Regions from separate parts of the Homo sapiens genome. Here regions 2 and 3 are each linked to region 1. Evidence: chromatin loops called from intact Hi-C (ENCODE). Cell type or tissue: gastrocnemius medialis. All regions are shown on one strand. Region 1 overlaps PICK1 (protein interacting with PRKCA 1). Region 2 overlaps PLA2G6 (phospholipase A2 group VI). Region 3 overlaps PLA2G6 (phospholipase A2 group VI).

What was found. Peaks named below come from ENCODE experiments on the same cell type or tissue, not always from the same donor. Only the 100,000 strongest peaks of a DNase experiment are listed, where the experiment ranks them.
Region 2: it touches region 1 in a loop (5-fold over the local background); 7 of 110 quality-filtered maps call a loop at or near these places.
Region 3: it touches region 1 in a loop (4-fold over the local background); 7 of 110 quality-filtered maps call a loop at or near these places.

The regions. Positions count from the first base shown.
Region 1 is chr22:38,067,211-38,072,210 of GRCh38, forward strand. PICK1 (protein interacting with PRKCA 1) reads left to right here. Exons shown (of 13, transcript NM_012407.4): 5 at 494-560; 6 at 1,823-1,912; 7 at 3,628-3,681; 8 at 4,472-4,534. Among named protein-coding and RNA genes, the nearest start is that of PICK1, 12 kb to the left of the region's middle. In gastrocnemius medialis, a CTCF peak has its summit at 2,251 (motif pointing right); DNase peaks (open chromatin) are centred at 2,461 and 3,032; H3K4me3 peaks cover 1,744 bases; H3K27ac peaks cover 5,000 bases.
Region 2 is chr22:38,173,678-38,178,677 of GRCh38, forward strand. The region is part of intron 1 of PLA2G6 (phospholipase A2 group VI); the gene reads right to left. Among named protein-coding and RNA genes, the nearest start is that of PLA2G6, 5.7 kb to the right of the region's middle. RefSeq lists enhancers at 433-577, 2,560-2,849, 2,684-2,828 and cis regulatory regions at 505, 2,620-2,812, 2,756. In gastrocnemius medialis, no CTCF peak of the experiment used is centred here; DNase peaks (open chromatin) are centred at 1,179, 2,084, 2,734, 4,414 and 2 weaker places; H3K27ac peaks cover 4,468 bases.
Region 3 is chr22:38,165,935-38,170,934 of GRCh38, forward strand. PLA2G6 (phospholipase A2 group VI) reads right to left here. Exons shown (of 17, transcript NM_003560.4): 2 at 3,284-3,537. The coding sequence starts at 3,492. Among named protein-coding and RNA genes, the nearest start is that of PLA2G6, 13 kb to the right of the region's middle. RefSeq lists an enhancer at 1-42. In gastrocnemius medialis, no CTCF peak of the experiment used is centred here; a DNase peak (open chromatin) is centred at 2,267; H3K27ac peaks cover 5,000 bases.

The DNA of each region.
Region 1 (5,000 bases):
ATGTAGAGTAGGAAGGGAGGGGCCTGGGATCAGACAGGGTCACAAGGTGGGGCCATGTCACAGCGCTCAGCCTGGCCCTTACTGGGGCTTAGGATTCTTTTTTTTTTTTTTTTTTTTGAGACAGAATCTCATTCTGTCATCCAGGCTGGAGTGCAATGGTGTGATCTCAGCTCACTGCAACCTCCGCCTCCCAGGTTCAAGTGATTCTTTGCCTCAGCCTCCTGAGCAGCTGGGATTACAGGCACGCGCCACTACGCCCAGCTAATTTTTGTATTTTTAATAGAGATGGGGTTTTGCCATGTTGCCCAAGCTGGTCTCAAACTCCTGACCTCAAGTGATCTGCCTGCCTCAGCCTCCCAAATTGTTGGGATTACAGGTGTGAGCCACCGCACCCGGCCTTGGGCTCAGGAGTCTCAGTCCAGAACAGTCTTGGCTGGGAAGGGGCTCAGGGTGTGGAGCCTCGCTCACTAGTCTGTGTGTGCTGCTCTTCCAGGGGGAGGTGACCATCCACTACAACAAGCTGCAGGCGGACCCCAAGCAGGGCATGTCCCTGGACATTGGTAAGCTGGTCAGAGCAGTTACGGGTGTCCAGCAGCCTCCCTGGATGGGCCCTGGCCCAAAGGAGAAGTGCCACAGCCAGCCCTGCCCTCCCCTTTATGACAGGAGAATCCAGAGTTACATGGCTGTGGGCTCTGACCTCTGACCAAGCAAATCTGAAAGGCCTGGGAGGCCTCCCGGTGCTCTCCCTGCATCTGTTCTTGTACTCTGTCCCTGGTTTCTCACTCCCCCGCGTTTCACCCCTACCTCCCTGCTTCTGCCATCTCCTCTGGGGACTTGCTACCCTAGGGTTGTCCTTTGCAGGCCAGCGCCTCGGCTTCCATGGCCCAGGGCCTCACTCTTCATAAAGGGAGAGCAGCCTAACCCTGGCCTGGCGCCTCATGCCCTCTAGCACAGCGCACTCCTCCCTGGCCTCTCCTGCCATCAGCTCCCAGGGGGACTCTGGATCTGAACTGGACCTCAGGCATTGGGCAGAGGGTCTGCGCCCTGGGACAAGTTCCCTCCTGTTAGAGGGGCTGAGCCTCGGTTCTGTAGAAACTTTAAGACTCAAGAGCTGGACAGCAGCTTCGAGTCCTCTGGACCGGCCGCTTCACATTATGGATCAAAGCCTGAGACCCAGAGAGGGCGCTGCAGCCCCTGGTGAGCGCACACCTAGGTCTCAGCTCTGGAGCCCAGCAATCCCCTTCATACACCCTAGGGCCAGAGGCCAAGGGGCTAAGGGCAGGCTGGATCTATCTGGGAGCTCCCTCCGAAACCCTCTGGTTCCAACACAGGACTAAGTCCCCTTCCTAGGACTAAGCTGGTCAGATGCAGTAACTGAGTCTGGGGTCCGAGCTTCATGGTCATTGATGGTGCCCATTACTTTCACATAACCAGCCCAGGGGCCCCTCTTCTCCCCCTCCCCTTTATGTGACACCCTAGGTCCTGATGTGACACAGAGGAGGGGAAGAGGCCTCCTTGGCTTCCATTAGCCTGTGCTGAGCCCGGGCAGCACTGGGCTCTCAGCAACCAGCAGCTGATGTTGCGTAGCAGGCCCTGGGCGAAGCGCTTCATGTTTAACTGCCCAGGCTGCCAGCACCTCTGTGAAGCAGAGGGAATAGGGCAGGGGCCTAGGACCTCCCCACTGGACATTCCCCACTTCACAGCCACCCCCAGCAGCCCTTCTGCCCCCTGTGGGGTGCTCCCTGTGCATGGAGGTAAGGCTGGGGGCAGGGATGGCCTCTGGGCAGCCACAGACTCACCAGGTCCTTTGTCCCCCGCTCAGTGTTGAAGAAAGTCAAGCACCGGCTGGTGGAGAACATGAGTTCAGGGACCGCAGATGCTCTGGGCCTGAGCCGGGCCATCCTGTGCAATGGTGAGTCCCTTCCCACCCAGCTGGGGCCCCGGGGACTCAAGCCCAGGCTGAGAAGAGTGGGGGGCACCATGGCTGCCCACCAAGCTGCTGTGGGTCCCGCGGGTCTGACCCTGGCCTCTGCCCGTGGAACTGAGAAGTCACCATCTCTGTACCCCCAGAGGCCTCTCCAGCTCCCGGAGGGTCCACAGCTGTCAGCTGGGCTGTCTTAGCCAGTGCCCCTCAGGTCACAGATGGGAAAATAGACTTAGTGTGGGGAGGTGCCTCTGCCCCTGCCCTCAGCCCCTTACCCCTCACCCCAGCACTCTCGCGGCCCACCTCCTGCCTCCTTTGTCCAGGAGGTGGTGCTGCTGCCCTTGCCTCTGCAGGTCCTCCCTTCGTGGTGGCTGCGCAGGCGAGGGGGGAGGCGTGTACATGCACATTTACACACGCATGCACACATGCGCACACACTTTCCCTCCCTGGGGTGGCCAGCGAAACACTCAGTCCCCCTCCTACCGTCGCCAGTCCGAGTTTAAAAATAGCAGCAGCTCTGCAGTGTGCCTGTGGGGTAGATATAAATACTTCTAGAAATTGTAGGCTCAGCTGGGCACACTGGGCTTTATTGGCTAAGGAAGTGGGGGTGGGGACTGAGCTTGTTCCAAATGGTGTACAAAAGTGGCGGCTGCTATTTTCAGCCTCCTGGTGCCGTGCCTATAAATCCCTGTTACTGTAGTTACCAGCCGTTGAGATGAAATTAGAACTGGTTGTTGTGTTTTTCCCCCCAAACCTTGCAATTTCCCTGGCCTTAAATAGGGTTTCTAAAATTGAAGCTGTCATGATGTCCCATGACCCAGCTAAAAACAACAACACGATGCTTACATGGCTCCTTTCCTGCCGCTGGCCAGGTGCTAAGGCTCTGGGGAACCCAGGCCTGGAGGCCACCGGGTGGCCAAAGCCTCCCCAAGACCTCTGAATTGCTCCCTTCCTTCCCCGACAGCCTGTCGCACTGCCACCTCCCTGCCCAGAGAGGCCTGAACACAGCCTCCGCTCCTCCCCTCTTCTGCTAAAAAACCCTGACCCAGGTCAACACAGGAGGCTGGGGAGCAGAGAGCACCTGACTGCCCCACCTCTCCCCTGCAGCCCTCACCATCACACTGCTGTCCATCGCCCGGCCACTGGGCTGGCTTCTCTGCTGGGCTTTCAGCCTTGAGAGCAAGACTTGGCTCAAAGTGAGCCTGACATGGTGGCTGGCACACAGTGGGTGCTCAAGAAACACTAAGCCAATGACTGATCACCAAGGCCTCTTCCCAGTGTGAGCTCTCTCAGCCTTCCTGAATTTCCCCCTCCCTCCCCAAGTTGCGTTTTCCCTTCTGAGCCATCTGTGTGCTTGGGAGGCAGAGACCATGTCCTTCCTGCGCTAGAGGCCTGGCTGCTCCATCTCCATTCCTATGGCCCCTGCCAGCCTTCCTCCCCAGCTGTCAGCAGGCTTTGTGTTAGAAGTGTGGGAGCTTTGCCTGCTAGGCACGGACCCTCCGCTGGCCATGAGGAGGGCCTAGTCATTTACAAAACACCTTTGAACCCAGCTGACCCGAGCTGCCAAATCCCCCTCCCTGGGACCCCTGATCTTTCCCTTCCTGGTTCTCCTCTGGGGTTGCCTCTCCCCTCCCCAGCATGGCCCTGGGCCTCCTGTGGCTTGCTGAGCCCACTGACCTCCCCTCTTCTTTGAATCCCGACAGATGGGCTTGTCAAGAGGCTAGAGGAGCTGGAGCGGACCGCTGAGCTATACAAAGGTGGGTGGGGGGTGGCCTCGTCCTGGCACTAGCTCTACCCCAGGGAGCATGCTCTCAGCAGAGTGGCAACAGGGGTGCTGGCACTAGGAATGCCAGCCTACAAAATACTAGGACCATGGGCATTAAGAGTTCTTAAGAATATATACTTCTTCTGAATTTAAAAATAACTCAGGGGCCTGGTGCAGTGGCTCACGCCTGTAATCCCAGCACTTTGGGAGGCTGAGGTGGGCGGATCACTTAAGGTCAGGAGTTTGAGACCAGCCCGGCCAACATGGTGAAACGCCATCTCTACTGAAAATACAAAAATTAGCCAGGCATGATGGTGTGTGCCTATAATCAGTACTCGAGAGGCTGAGGCATGAGAATCGCTTGAACCAGGGAGGCAGAGGTTGCAGTGAGCCAAGATCACACCACCGCACTCTAGTCTGGGCAATAGAGCAAGACCCTATCTCAAAAAAAACAAAACCTGATACTCATAAAAATTCAGAGAATAGCACTTGTAAACATAGCGAGAGTCCCCCGGAATCCCACACTGTCCCAGGGCTAAAGCCCACAGCAGGCTGTGTACCCCTGCATCTTACAAAATGCTGGCGCCCCTGTCTGATGGGGCTCCTCACGGGTTGGGTCGGACTGAGCTTTTACCCCTGGGCTGTGGTTGGGCGGTGGGGAAAGGCCATGTATCAGGGCCTAGCAGAGGCCTTGGGTGGCATGGGCAATTGGAGGCCTTGCCCTGGGCCAGTGTGGTCCCCGCCATGCGTCCCCATTCCGCATCACTCGGTCTCTCCCACAGGGATGACGGAACACACCAAGAACCTCCTACGGGCCTTTTATGAGCTGTCGCAGACTCACCGGGGTAATGGCATCCCCCAAAGCTGTGGTGTGACCGTGGGCAATCCCTGGGGCCTCTCACTCCCATGCTGAGGTGGGTCAGACCCACAGCGCCTGACCTCAGGCTCCCTCTGGGCTGGGCCTGGTCCCAGGTGCTGGGATTTGCGATGGGCCTGCGGGGAACATCTAGATCAGCTGGTCTCTTAAGGGCCGCAACGATGAACAGGCCCCACCCTGTCTCCTCACACTGCCACTGGCAGTACACAAGGCCCTTGCTTATTTATATTTCTGACAACCTGTAACTCTGGGCAGGCCGACTGCAGCTGACCCCAGCTACTGCAGAAAATGAAGCCCAGACAAAGGAGAGGGCCACACTGCTCCCAAGTGGTGGAGCTGTTGTTCCAATCCAGGTGTCTAGACTCGGACCAGTGTTCTGCCTCAGGCGGCGCCACCTCCACAAACCTTGACCCAGTCTTCTCTCACTGGTCCCT
Region 2 (5,000 bases), 110 kb after region 1:
AAGTATTATTATCCCATCTTCCCATCTCAGAGATCAAGAAACTGAGGCCCAGAGAGGCCCTGAATTGTACATGTTCAAAGGGCAAATTAAGGCCGGGCACAGTGGCTCGTGCCTGTAATTCCAGCATTTTGGGAGGCTGAGGCAGACGGATTGCTTGAGCCCAGGAATTTGAGACCAGCCTGGGGAACATGGCAAAACCCTGTCTCTACAAAATATAAAATAAAATTAGCTGGGCATGGTGGTGTGCGCCTGTGGTCCCAGCTACTCGGGAGGCTAAGGCAAGAGGATTGCTTGATCCTCTTGAGGTCGAGACTGCAGTGAGCCAAGATTGCACTACTGCACTCCAGCCTGGGAGACAGAGCAAGACCCTGCCTCAAAAACAAAACAAAACAAAGGGCAAATTAAAGTTGATGTCCACCAAAAAACAAAAACAAACGGGCTGGGCGCAGTGGCTCACGCCTGTAATCCCAGCACTTTGGGAGGTTAAGGCGGGCGGATCACGAAATCAGGAGATTGAGACCATCCTGGCTAACATGGTGAAACCCCGTCTCTACTAAAAATACAAAAAAAATTAGCTGGGCGTGGTGGCGGGTGCCTGTAGTCCCAGCTATTCGGGAGGCTGAGGCAGGAGAATGGCGTGAACCCGGGAGGCGGAGCTTGCAGTGAGCCGAGATCATGTCACTGCACTCCAGCCTGGGCGAGAGCGAGACTCTGTCTCAAAAAAAAAGAAAGAAAGAAAAACAAACGAAGAAACAAAAAACCTCGAGTGGGAACAGAGGGAGATTGGAGCCAATGGTAGCATCTCTGATGAGTTCCCTGGAAGTGACTACCTGGGTTCATAAAACAGTCAACAGAGAGACCCAAGACCAGTCCCTGTCTCGCCAAGTGCACGGTCCCCTGAGGGAAGGACCCCTAAAGGGGATGACTTTTTAGCTGAACTTTCCAGGAAGAACAGGAGTTTGCCAGCGGGGGAAATGGCGAGAGGCCTTCACAGCAGATGAAGCAGATCAGAACACGGAGGAAGGCAGAGATCAGGGGCTTGCTCAGCCCACCCATGAACGGTGAGCATTTTCACTGGGACTGGACGGCTCGAGAGGGGAAGGTGCTGAGAGGAGGGGCCGTGGTTAGTGCTGTGATCAACGTGAACACAGGTCACCTGGAGCCACTTGTCCAGGGCTGCTATGTCAGTCACGCCCCTCGCCATGCCCAGGGAAGCTCCTCTCATGACGAGGAGCCAAGCCCCGGAAGAAGTGCAGTAGAGGACAAGGGACCAAGAGGGTGGCTCAGAGCGGGTGGTGAGGGAGAACTCAGTCCCAAAAATCTGGTTCCTCCTCAGCTACGAATTCCCTGAAGGACCCTGGGCAGGTCTCAGGCACGGGAGGAGCGGTCCCTGCCCTCTGATTGCTGCTACCTGCCGCAGCTGCCAGGCCCAGGCAGTCCCCTCTCCTCCCCTTTGGAAGGTCTGTGTGAAAACTGCTTTTCTGTAGTGAAAGGGGCCTGCACTTGCGTCCTCCCTGGAATGCGCTCTCCAGTTCCTGCTGGAGCCCCTGCTCATCCTTCAAGGCCCAGCTGCCCCCTCTGAATGCTCAGAGCACCAGAGTGCCCTTCCAGCCTGCACGGTTCCCAACCCAGCCTGACACCCCTCCATGCCCACTGTACGATGCAAATCCAGCTGCAGGTCTCCCTGCTGACCCTGGCCAGTGGCGCCCCATGACCTCCCAGGGAAAGCCCAGACTCCAGCATCCATGAGAGCTGGCCCAACTCACCCCTCCAACTCATCCCTCACCTCTACTCCAGCCACGCCGCACCATCGATCTTCCCAGAACACGTCAAACTCGTGTCTCAGTGCACTTGGGGATACCACACATACGCTCCATCAGCGTAGCCCATCCTCCCCACTTTCTTAACCTGAATGTGTGCTCCACAAAGGACAAATGAACAAATCTCTTCTTATCCATGAAGATACAGCTCAGGTGCCATCTCCTCTGAAAATTCATACCCGCACCTCCGCCCTGCAGCCTGGTGTGCCTTCCTCTTCTCCCCAGCACCCCACACCACCCAGGGCCCAGCCCACAGGAACACACACCATGTGAGAATGGGGGTGCATCTGTTGGCTTGGGCTGCTCACCCAACCCGCTTTGATTTGTTTCCCTAAGCACCTGGCATGATGTTCCTGACTCACAGTGGGTGTTTAATAAGTTTGGTGAATGAATGAATGAGAATGAATGAATGAACCACCTATAAGCCCATGGGGCCAGCACCTCTGAAGCCCCCAGACACACTTTATTCCCTTGAAGGTGATAACAGGGACCACACACTGTTCCCACCCACTCTGAGCTGCCATGCTCCTCTCCACAACGGATAGGGAAATACCATGCTCAAATCCCACCAGTAGCTAACGGCCCACAAGGGGTTCGCTCCTCCACCGGGAGAACCTGTATCTAGCACCTGCACTCCTTCAGGAGCGGCCCTAAGTGATCGGACTGATCCATCCCCAGGCTTCGGTCTGGAAAGTTCAGCTTTATATATAGTCAGGGCACTTAGGCTGAGCTCACTCCTAGTCCAAGCAGGAAAGACTCCAAGCCTTCTGCTTCCTTCTTGACTAAGCCGAGAGCAGAGGAGCCGGACAGCTGCCCGAGAGGTGCGTGACAGGAACCCACAGGCAGCAGGCCAGGAAGCAGACCTCACAGGCTTGGCCACGTGGGGGATTCCAGGAGCACACACAGAACTGCCCGAGGTGGAAATCAGGCCTCACGAGCCCCAGCTGCTGACGACAGGATGTCCCATGATTGGAACAACTGTTGGATGGTCCTGGCAGCAGAACCTGGCAGCAGTGACACCCTCCTGAGCACCCTCCTCCCACCCAGTCAAGACAGAGCAGGCTGGAAACTCAGGGTCCACTCAGAGTGCCAAGCTGCCCCAACTTCCTTCCTGTAGCTCCGTCTGTGCCACACAGCACGGGAGCATGCCACCACACACCGGCCTCCGTCCTCTCACAAGGCCACCATGCCTCACGGTTGGCAAAGGGTTTCACACTTGTGATCCACCTCCAAGCTCACAAAGAAACAGGGAAGGCGCAGCCGGGCGCGGTGGCTCACACCTGTAATCCCAGCACTTTGGGAGGGTGAGATGGGCAGATCACCTGAGGTCAGAAGTTCAAGACCAGCCTGGCCAACGTGTGAGAAAAAAACCCCATCTCTACTAAAACTACAAAAAAAATTAGCCTGGCGTGATGGTGGGTGCCTATAATCACAGCTACTTGGGAGGCTGAAGCAGGAGAATCTTTGAACCCGAGAGGCAGAGGCTGCAGTGAGCCGAGATCATGCCACTGCACTAAAGCTTGGATGACAAAGTGAGACTGTCTCAAAAAAAAAAAAAAAGAAACAAGGAAGGTGCAATCATTCTCCCTGTTTGGCATGTGGAGAAATCAAGGCCCCAAGAGAGGAAATGGGGTGGCAGGTTGTGGTGGGGGATTGCCTGCCTATGTCCTCTGACTCTTGAACAGCACTAGGCAAAGGGCTGGCCACACAGCAGGTGCTCAATCTGTGGGTGAGAAAACACTGAATGAACACAGGGGTCATCTGAGCCTCTGAACCTCCAAGGCAGCCTCCCGGCAAAATGTCCCCGCAAATGTTCCCTCTGACCCCAGCTCATTCCAACCTCTTTCCTAAGTTAGTGGGAAAGGGCTTGATCCCATCCCCTCACACCCCATCAGCACCCACTGCTGCCCAGCACCCACAGGGCGCCAGACGCTTCACCACAGTTTCGGGTAAATTGCCACTTTTTTTTTTTTTTTTTTTTTGAGACAGAGTTTCACTCTTGTTGCCCAAGCTGGAGTGCAATGGCGTGATCTTGGCTCACTGCAACCTCTGCCTCCCGGGTTCAAGCGATTCTCCTGCCTCAGTCTCCAGACTAGCTGGGATTACAGGCGCGCACCACCACACTCGGCTAATTTTTTGTATTTTTAGTAGAAACGGGGTTTCACCATGTTAACCAGGCTGGTCTTGAACTCCTGACCTCCGGTGATCCGCCCACCTCCACCTCCCAAAGTGCTGGGGTTACAGGCATGAGCCACTGCGCCCGGCCGAATTGCCACATTTAACCCTCCAAACACCTGTAAGAAAAGGTCCAGGTCTCTCCACATTACACAGGAAACTGGGGCACAGGTTACACAGTTTGCCAGGATCTGAACCCAATTAGGTGGAATCCAGAGCATCAGGCTCTTAATCCTCAAACTGCCTTCAGGAGAAAGCTGAAAGAAGGTGGCTGAGCGAGGCTTGCTCAACAGGCTCTTAGATTCCAAAAGCCAAGGCCCTCGTCTCAAAATGCACTGCTGCTCACGTGAGCCAGAGCAAAACGTCCTTTCACAAAAGGAAAAAGCATCTCTTTCATTCACTCCGCTTGGCTGGACCACAGCTGGAAGCAAACTGCCCCGAAACTGTCACTGGAGCTCCCAAGCACATGAGACAGGGGTGACTTTAAGAGATCTTTGGGCTGGTGGCACGGTACAGTGTGGCCCATGTTATGACTCACTCCACAAATATTTACTGAGATGGATTGTGGCAGGCATTGTTCTAACCGCTGAGGATACAATCGTAAACAAAACAGACTGGTCAGGCACGGCAGTTCACTCCTGTAATCCCAGCACTTTAGGAGGCCAAGGAAGGAGGATCACTTAAGCTCAGGACTTTGAGACCAGCCTGGGTAATATAGTGAGACCTCACCTCTACAAAAACTTAACAATTACCCAGGCATGGTATCTCTCATGCCTGTAAGTCCCAGCTACTAAGGTGGCTGAGGTGGGGGGATTGCTTAAGTCTAGCAGGTCGAGGCTGCAGTGAGCTGTGATTGTGCCACTGCAATCCAGCCTGAGCGACAGTGAGACCCTGTCTTAAAACAAAACAAGGCCGGGCGCGGTGGCTCACACCAGTAATCCCAGAACTTTGGGAGGCCGAGGCGGGTGGATCACTTGAGGTCAAGAGTTCAAGACCGGCCTGGCC
Region 3 (5,000 bases), 99 kb after region 1:
AGCAGGGGAGTGACCAATCAGATTTGCCCTCTGGAAACAGCGCTGTGACAGCAGCTTGGAAGAGGATGAGAGGAGTGCAGGCCACAGCCGGAGCAGCAGGAGACACGTGCACAATGACTGTGGTCTGGAGAAGCGAGCCAGCAGCAAGACGGAGGGAGAAAGAACCTCTGATTTTCGACTGGCACGTGGCTGTCTGCAACACAGGCAACACTTCCCAGCATCCTTTGCAGTTAGCTGTGGCCATGTGACCGGGTTCTGGCCAATGCGTGCAACTTCCATGAAATGTCCCTGAGGAGGGGGAGATTGACCTTCTGCATCCTGCCCTTCCACCCTCCCTTTGGCTGGAAAGGTGGATGTGATGGCTGGATCTGGCACAGCCCGTTGCAATGATGCTATCTGCTGAAATGGAAAGGTTCGGGTGGGAGCAGGTTAGAGGGGAGAAGATAAAAAAGACTCCAGAGCTATGACTGTGAAAATAAATAAATCAATAAAATTTAGAAATAAGACAAACAAAGCCGGGCATGGTGACTCATGCCTGTAATCCCAGCACTTTGGGAGGCCAAGGCAGGCAGATCACGAGGTCAGGAGTTCAAGACCATCCTGGCTAACACAGTGAAACCCTGTCTCTACTAAAAAACACAAAAATTAGCCAGGTATGGTGGCACGCACCTGTAGTCTCAGCTACTCGGGAGGCTGAGGCAGAAGAATAGCTTGAACCCAGGAGGCAGAGGTTGCTGTAAGCCAAGATCATGCCACTGCACTCCAGCCTGGGCAACAGAGCAAGACTTAACGTCTCAAAAAAATAAATACATACATACATACATGGAAACAACACAGCAGCACAGAGAAATGAATTGGGAACCAGAAGACACTGATTCTGTTTCTTCACTGCTTCCTGTGTATAAGTGGGATGAATCACTTATCATCCCAAGGCTATTTTCTCATGCATAAAATGGAATACTGCCTTCCTTGCCCACCTCCACGGATTGGCAGAGAATGTGCTAACCCAACATACTTAAAAACATCCTGTAAAATTGTAATCCCAGCACTTTGGGAGGCCGAGGCAGGCGGATCACGAGGTCAGGAGATTGAGACCATCCTGGCTAACATGGTGAAACCCCATCTCTACTAAAAATACAAAATATTAGCCAGGCGTGGTGGCGGGTGCCTGTAGTCCCAGCTACTTGGGAGGCTGAGGCAGGAGAATGGCGTGAACCTGGGAGGCGGAGCTTGCAGTAAGCCGAGATCGCGTCACTGTACTCCAGCCTGGGTGACAGAGCGAGACTCTGTCTCAAAAAAAAAAAAAAAAGAAAACAAAAAATCCTGTAAACTATAAAGTACCACAGAATAGCTTACGTGTAGCTAAGAAGCTGCTGACAAAGGACTAAATCCTCCTGGGATGGAGGTCTGCCCACACTGGGGCTTAAGCTGGCTGAGACAAATCTGGAATCCTGTCAAGGGATTTTACAACTGACAGAACTTGGTGATTATTGGTACGTGGAGATTAGTGGTATCCCCAGGGCCGTGTACCTCAAAAGTGGGGCTGTCCAGCTCTCCAAGGAGTGGACCCGCTGCCCTGGTCAGCTGTGCCTGCAGTGGAGCTCTGAAGCTACAAGTGCAAGCCTGCCCCGTCCAGGGTCAGTCCTGATCGAGTCCAGCTGGAAGGCGGTCTGCTCAGCCCCATCTGCACTCAGAATCTGGAATGGCCCCACTGTATTAAAACTGGTGCCTGCACTGGCCACTGAGCTGCATTTAGCCCAAGCACCTGCTGTGGGTGCCTCTGCCTCAGGTTCCTTGTGGAGCCAGGCTCTGAATTCTCACCTGATTGGATGGGGCCCTGATACCTGCCTTGCTCTTCTGTTGGTGGCAGCCCCTGGCCCCCAGCCTGACACTTTCAGAGACCCCTCCTGCCATGCCTCTTTAGTCAGAATGAGTCCCCAGCTGCTTCCTTCAGCCTCACTCTCACCAAAGCCCTGCATGCACCTGGGATCCAACCAGAGCCACCTGCCTGCAGGCTCACACCTCCACACTTCTGCACGGCTGGAACGACCTTATCCATTTTGTTCTGCCACACAGGCTCCTCCTCACTCTTCCAGACGCAGAGTAGCTCTCAATCACCTCCTTGTGATCCACACTGTTTCCTAGGCTCTCCCTCTGTCACAGCACTCCTCAAGGGGTGCTATGACGCCTGTTTGCACCGGACCTCCCCCACCAGACTGTACGTTCCTTAAAGACACAGGACATGTTTGTCATCTCACAGGCCAGCCAGGACTGGCCCGAAGCCCAGGACTCTGGAGACACTGGAGGTGCTTGGTGCATGTTGAATGGATGGCTGACAGGACAGCCAGATGGATAGGTGAGCGGAAACAGGGATATCTGTCTGAGCCCAACTAGATGCCAGTCTGCCAAGCACTGCTGGGGCCTGCATTTGGAACCTTGGCTGCTTCTCCCCTTTTCCCAACCAGCTCTGCCGTTGGCCCGGTTCCCTCAGGCCTGTCCTGGCTTTTGAGCCTTCTCTTCAGGCCCAGGGGAGTCCCAGCATGCCCCAAGAGGCAACAGCTCTGTCCAGCCTTCCTAAGCAAACCCTGGGCAGCCCCTATGAGAACGGCCATGCCCTTAAAGAGCCAGGGCTAGGCCAGGTGCAGTGGCTCACGCCTGCAATCCCAGCACTTTGGGAGGCCAAGGTGGGCAGATCACCTGAGGTCAGGAGTTTGAGACCAGCCTGGCCAATATGATGAAACCCCGTCTCTGCTAAAAATACAAAAATCAGCTGGGCGTGGTGGTGGGTGCCTGTAATCCCAGCTACTCAGGAGGCTGAGGCAGGAGAATCGCTTGAACCTGGGAGGCAGAGGTTGCAGTGAGCCGAGATTGCGCCACTGCACTCCAGCCTGGGCAACAGAGCAAGACTGTCTCAAAAAACAAAAACCAAAACCAAAAATAAAGAGCCAGGGCTAAAGGTTCTCCCCATGGGCCTTATCTGATGTGGACACTCTCAGTCTCCCTGTCCTTCCTTCTTCCCTTTGTCCATATAGGTCGAGCCTCCAGGCCAGAAACAACCCAGGCTTCCATCCTCAGCCTCGTGCTGGGACACTGATGGGCCAGAAGTGTGGAGTCTCGGAAGCCCTTCCCTCTGGTCCAAGAGTACAGTCTCCCCTCTCTCCCACCCCTCTCCAGACCCCTCAGACAGAGACTCAAAGAAACTGCTTCTCGGCCAATAAGACCTCCAATCCGAGACGTGGGGGAGTGAAAGGAGAGAAGTATGTTCCCGCTGAGCATCACCCACCGGAATCCACTCTGTGAGTTCCTGGGGTTGACCAGGACGCAGTCCCAGGTGCGGTTGGGAGTGTTCTGGAACAGAATCAGCTGCCCTTCCTCCCGAACTCGGTCACTCGAGGTGTAGTCGGCCACAGCCACCTCCTTCACCCGGAATGGGTTAGAGAACAAGTTGGTGACGCCACTGAAGGTATTGACCAGGCGGCCAAAGAACTGCATCTTCTGCGGGGCAGGTGGGGAGGCCCCACCGTCTTCCCCCTCTGTCTGGAAGAAAACGAGGTCTCTGGTCAGCCAGGCACAGTCTCCCATGCCCATCTCACCCAGTGCAGCGGTTTCCTGCACAGACACCCAGATCACTCCCCACCAGCGTTGTCCCCAGATCCTGGGCCTGGAGGGATCTTAAAAGGAGGGGAAAGAAAGAGAAACAACACTGAGTGGGAGGTAAAAGTGACAGAACCCTCAGGCCAGGCTGGCTACCTAGAAGGCTGTCCCCCTGTGCTGCCACTGTGCACAGGTGACCTTAACTGCCTGCTTCCTGACCCAGTGTCCCAGCAGAGACTCAGTTTCCTCACCTGTAGTGTGTGGTATTGACCAAAGGAGATAGCACATGTGAACATACATTATAGGCAGTAATGCCCTGGGCAAATGGAGGGTTCTCACTAAATAAGTTACAGAGATAACCTTTCAGCACTCAAAGAGGCTAGTATGGACCAGACACAGTGGCTCAGGCATGTAATCCCAGCACTTCGAGAGGCTGAGGCGGGCGGATCATTTGAGGTCAGAAATTCGAGACCAGCCTGGCCAACATGGCGAAACCCTGCCTCTACTAAAAATACAAAAATTAGCCAGATGTGGTGGCAGGCGCCTGTAGTCCCAGCTGCCCGGGAAGCTGAGGCAGGAGAATCACTTGAACCCGGGAGGCAGAGGTTGCAGTGAGCTGAGATCGCGCCACTGCACTCCAGCCTGGGCGATAGGGTGACTCTGTCTCAAAAAAAAAAAAAAAAAAAGAGGCCAGCATGGATCATTTCACTTCCGCAAACAAAATCAATGTCCCCCCTCCTAGATACCAAAAGGTGACCAGCATCATGTCACACTCTATCGGAGCAAGGGGATCATCGGCATTGGTCTAAATCCTTTGTTTCCTGCTACCACAGGTTTCCCAAAGAGCTCCGAGAGACAGCACACAAAAGCAAGCTCCTTGGAAATGAACGAACTGCACCTTCTGCAGGGGCAGGTGGGGGAGCCCCTGCAGAAGATGCCATTCGAGACTCAGGAGCAGCAGTGTCTGGGTGGTAACTTTACGCTGCATATTCAGAGTCATAGTTTCTGCCATGGAAATTGTCCCCAGTGTTGATGATGGAATTAGATACCTTGTTATTTCCTAGGTTCCCAGAAAATACACTGCCTTCCTAAGGTACTGTCACCAAAGCCAGGCGCCAATCAGACGGAGGCCGCCCTCTGCCTCTGTGCCAAGATGTCACCAGACAAAAGACACTAAGGACAGAGTATGGGTGCCCTGGGGGAGAGAGGACATCTGAGTGGACACTGGGTCACAGCCACATTCTTCCCTGGCCTATGTGCTGAGCACAGGATCAACCCTGGGGACAGAAGGAAGACAAAAGCAAGGGGCCCACTAAGAGGCACATGAAAAGGAAAAAAGATCAATACTAATAATTATACCAACAAGGCACGGTGGTTCACGCCTGTAATCCCAGCACTTTGGGAGG